Linked DNA regions of Homo sapiens: region 1 is linked to region 2. A link is a loop called in an ENCODE intact Hi-C map of the cell type or tissue named here. Cell type or tissue: prostate gland. All regions are shown on one strand.

What was found. Hi-C counts contacts between places; a loop is a spot of excess contacts. Peaks named below come from ENCODE experiments on the same cell type or tissue, not always from the same donor. Only the 100,000 strongest peaks of a DNase experiment are listed, where the experiment ranks them.
Region 1: a loop joins it to region 2, with 2.2 times the contacts of the local background. A loop is called at or near these places in 2 of 110 quality-filtered maps.

Annotation. Positions count from the first base shown.
Region 1 is chr2:223,203,664-223,206,163 of GRCh38, forward strand. The region is part of intron 2 of LOC105373906 (a long non-coding RNA gene); the gene reads right to left. Among named protein-coding and RNA genes, the nearest start is that of KCNE4, 150 kb to the left of the region's middle. In prostate gland, no CTCF peak of the experiment used is centred here; no DNase peak of the experiment used is centred here.
Region 2 is chr2:222,993,469-222,995,968 of GRCh38, forward strand. No RefSeq gene overlaps it. Among named protein-coding and RNA genes, the nearest start is that of KCNE4, 57 kb to the right of the region's middle. In prostate gland, no CTCF peak of the experiment used is centred here; a DNase peak (open chromatin) is centred at 1,033; H3K27ac peaks cover 1,911 bases.

The sequences.
Region 1 (2,500 bases), 210 kb after region 2:
GCCCCCAGTCACGTACCCCCGCTTGCTGAATCAATCACGACCCTCTCACACGCACCCCCTTAGAGTTGTGAACCCTTAAAAGGGACAGGAATTGCTCACTCAGGGAGCTCGGCTCTTGAGACAGGAGTCTTGCTGATGCCCCCGGCCGAATAAACCCCTTCCTTCTTTAACTCGGTGTCTGAGGAGTTTTGTCTGCGGCTCGTCCTGACACAACAGAAGTAGGTATAGTCCAATGACAGAAATGGGACTGCTTCTATTTGTAAAATATTCATTGTTTTCCAATGGTGACAGCCATTACAGCAATGCAAAGCATATTTTGGAGACTCCAAAAAAATGTGGAAGGCATAAATAAGGATGAGCATATTTGGTGACAGGGCCATCAAGACACTGGTGAGTCAAACTTGAGTGATCCAGGCTCTTACACTCAGTGACTCAAATTCACCAAACCCATTTTGCTCCTGAAGGCCATGCTCAGAGAATCAAATTCACATGCAGAGAAAGAGAAAATACTTCCTTTGTTATTGAATTTTTTTCTACAGGCACATCGGGAGCACATTTTTTTCTAACCACATAAGACACAGCTGAGATAAACACTTCTGAGTATTGCTGAGAGAGAAAGTGAATTTAAGAAAGTTATGTAATTTTGAACAAGAGGAATTAATTTCTGTTTTTGGAGAAACTTGAATCAGAAAGTGGCTCTAGATACTAACAAGAGTAAAAGAAGAGAGAGCTCTGTTCACTACCCCCAACTCCCCTCCCTAAGAAACATATTTACATAAACAAAGCAGGGTGGGGATGGGGTAATCTATGAGTCAATAGGATCATGTCCATCAGCTTCCAGCAAATGAAAGTCCACGAAAATGCTTTTTCCTTTCTCTTTTTAAATGTACTTAGTTAATTGACCATTTTAGAATGCGATACAACTCAAAAGGTGTTTAATGTGCTAGGAATAAAGGGTCTTTAAACATAAAGAGTCAGGATGACTACTAGAGGCACCTAGCACTAGCCTCCTCCACAAAGAAGGACTGAAACAGCCAGTAGGTAAACACGCATTGAATAGGGGCTTAGGGTGTCTAAGAGAGAACACTGAAACTTAGCAGGAAAGTGACAGGGAACCTCCCAGGCACAGAAGGAAAGGGAAACAATGCAGCTGACCTGGCTGGGGTTGGCTTGGAGCTGGGAGAAATGCTCCATTGTGGGGTAAAGGTAAGTGAGAGATCCCTAGTGGTCCACATTCCCACCACAGACTCCTGCAGTCCTAGCTATGAGAGAGTCCCTTAGACCTCATGGGCCCTAAGACTAGTATAGGGCACTGCCTGGGGTCCATGAGACAACATTGTTACAGACAGGACATTCTCTCCACATCCCACATCACCTCCCAAGACCTAAGCAGCTGCAGTGCATTGGCATTTGGGAGCCCAACACTTCTCAGACTACATGCTGCCCTGGGCCCCAGCAACCCCTGCATCTCCACATCCATGAAGCCCCTCTGACATCCCCCCATGTCCATCCAAAGAACTATAGCATTCCAATGCTGGCTGGACCTAGCAGCGCAGCCAGGTCTCAGCATTCCAGCCCTCTCAGAGTGCTAACCCTTGGTAAACAGGCGATGCAGTGCAACAGGGAGGCTGCCCCTGGGACAAAGGGAACCAAAGCATGGGCTCAACAGAGCTTGAGAGCTCTGCCTCTTCTGGGCTGCTGCCACTAACTGCAACCCTGCCTCCTGTGTGCTTGCATGTGCCTTCATGGAACCTAGGGACTGAACTTCCCAGACACTGTCCTGGGGCTTGAGGACAAATCTCACATCCTCTCCTGACAGCGCCACCCAGAGACCTTGAGAACAGGCTTGTACCACCTTTCTCCACCAGCACCCAAGTATGCGATCTGGGGGTCTGGGGATCAAGCCACCCTGCCCAATACTGCTGGTGCCCATATGTGCCATTCGGGGGACTAAGGACAGGCCGATCCCATGCACCATTACCACTGCCAGTGCCCAAGTGTGCCATTTGGGGGTCTGGGGATTGTCCTACTCTCTCTGCCACCACAGGTGCCCATGCACAGAATCTGTAAACCTGAGGGCAGTCTTGCCTAGCCCACTGCCACTGCTGCTGGCACTCCAGTGCATCATCTGGGGAACTGAAGATTAATCCTCTCCACCCACTGCTGCTGGCACCCACGCACATCTTCAGGGGGCCTGACAAGAGGGCCTCCTTGCCAACCACTGCTGGTGCCTGCACAGGCCATCCAGCAGCTTGAGGACAGACCCGCTTCACCCACTGCCATTTCTGCTGGTAATTCCATGCACTGTCTGTGTGCCTGGAAACTGCTCTGCCCTGCTCATCACTGCTAGTGGCTGTGCACACTATTGAGGGGCCTAAGGACAGGTCTGCACTGCCTGCTGCTGGTGCTGGCACCTACATACCTCATCCCAGGGTCTGGGGATTAATATGCCCAACTGGTGTCTATGCAAGCCTCCTGGGGCCTGAGGATGGACCCACTC
Region 2 (2,500 bases):
GATGAAACTGTCTTCATTTGCTCCTTTTTAGAGATGTTTCAGTTCTTTCTCACAAAGGGAAAAAAAGATAATTGAATATTAAAATATTCAAATGTATGGTTTATCCCTGGGATAACTAGACTCAAAATCTCCAATTAGTAGGATATTCTGACCAGACCATATTATCCTTTCATCATCTAGCCAGCTACACATAGACACGAGGTCATATTTTCCTGGTCTTTGGTACTTTAGGAGCTTTACTATTTCAGAAGTACTTCAGAAGCAGGGATTCAATGAAATACATGCACATACACAACACACATATGTACACACCAGCCTTTTTCATGATTAGGATTGGTATGGAGGAAAATTAGGTAATGTCTCTCATTCATTTATGAAATATGTTTTGAGCACTTCTATGAACTAGCTTTTCTACTAGGAGCTGGGATACAGCAGGGAGTAAGTCAGAGGCTCTTTATTTGCATGTGGTTCAAAAACCGATAAACATCAGGCAAATAATGCAAATCTCTATTACTCCTACAATACACTATTCCAATTTAATTTTTTTTCCCTCTGTTTTCTGTTGTGGGAGTCCTCAGGGTCTTGGCAACTTTCCAGTTCTAGAACAGATGCATGGAAGGCACAGTCAGGGATGTGTCTTAACATCGATTCATCTCTGCCAGACAACTGGATGAGCCAACGGGTTTCTTGGGAGCGTCTGTCTCCCTGACCACATTATGAAAAAGCCGATACCCACCCTAACCAGGACGCCCATTCTGTTGACTTTCAGCACTGCCCTGGTTTCAGGAAGCATCTGTGGTGCTTTTGCCCATTAGCGTTTCATGCTGTCTGCCCAGTGTCCATAGATATGATGGGAAGACCACCTGGTCAGAGGTGGCTTGCTCTGTCTCACAGTGGAATCCTGGCTTCTCTCTCCATCTTGTTTATAAAGCTGCATCTGCTCAGTCTCAGATGAGAAGAGGACACGAGGCAGCACTGCTGGCAGCTCTTAGTCACTCTGCAGAGAGTTCTGGTAATTTTCCTCTGTGAGAAAGGGGGCTGGTTGCCAGCCTCAGTCTGTGATTCCTGTGCTGTTCCCTCCAGTGTCAGCTGATGAAATAAGGCCTTTTGATTTCCTTCACTGTTACATTCTCTGGCAAAGAACCACCAGGGAAATGAGACTAGGAACTTTCAGGCTATCCCAGGCAGCTGAGAAGTATTCATAGAAACAAAAATATTAGATTCGTTAAATATTAAGTGCCAAATCACAATGATACACTGGTGCTCATGAATGTATTACGCATATGTAGATTTGAACATAACGTTTGCACTTGTATGTTTTTCTCCCCAGAAGTTTGCATCAGTTAGGAAAGAATAATATTCCCTTTGCATTATCTTGGCTCTTTCTGGATGAAAAGCAAAAACACCATTTAGCTCTTGGCCCAGAGGTGTTTCTCTTCTGTACATTTTTGGGGCAGGGTTTTCTGAGGGAATGTGGGCCTTTCATTTCTTCTTTATAATCCTATATTCCAATTATTGTAGAAGCCTTTCCTCTTGGAAGATGTGGGTTTAGGGTGTCTAGCACTGCACACCCTGGTTGAAGTATTAAATCTCTCATACTTTAGATTTGTGATTCTGGTGGGACAATTAATTATAGGATCCTCCTCCTTTCCTATAAGCTGCACAGTATAGGCCTGGTTAATTACAAATTCCCATTTTCTTGACCACTCTGATGATACAGGTAAGAGCCTGGTACCTGAGACGGACCAATCTTTCTTTAGGGTTCTTCTGTTTGGAGCTGGAGCTCTGAGAAGAAATCTTGCACTGGGCTTGAGAACAGGAAGCACACTAATTAAAAATCTACTTCACCACTGATACGTTTGGCTCTGTGTACCAACCCAAATCTCATCTTGAATTGTAGTCCCCACAATCCCCACGTGTCAAGGCTGGGACCAGGTAGAGGTAATTGAATCATGGGGGCAGTTTCCCCATGCTGTTCTCGTGATAATGAGTGAGTCCCATGGGATCTGATGGTTTTATAAGTGCCTGGCATTTCCCCTGCTTGCACTCATTCTCTCTCCTGCCACCCTGTGAAGAGGTGCCTTCCACCATGATTGTAAGTCTCCTGAGGCCTCCCAAGCCATGCAGAACTATGAGTCAATTAAACCTCTTTTCTTTATAATTACCCAGCCTCGGGTATTTCTTCATAGCAGCTTGAGAATGGACTAATACAACCACCATACAGAGAAAGTCTGTCTATGCCACTGAAGAGTACTTCCAAATAGAGAAAATCAGAGAGTGGGCTGGACTGGGAGGCAGAGGTTTCCTCATTTATGTTCCTAGACACAGTCAGCAACGGAACTAAAAATGTCCTACCTAATTGATAAGGTGAAGCAATGTGTTCCTTATAACATCTCTCTGTTTTAATATAACTTTGCTGATCAGAAAGGAAAAGGCAAAAAATTGAATCACCACTAAAGGACTTATCCATGTGACCAAAAACCAACTGTTCCCTCAAAAT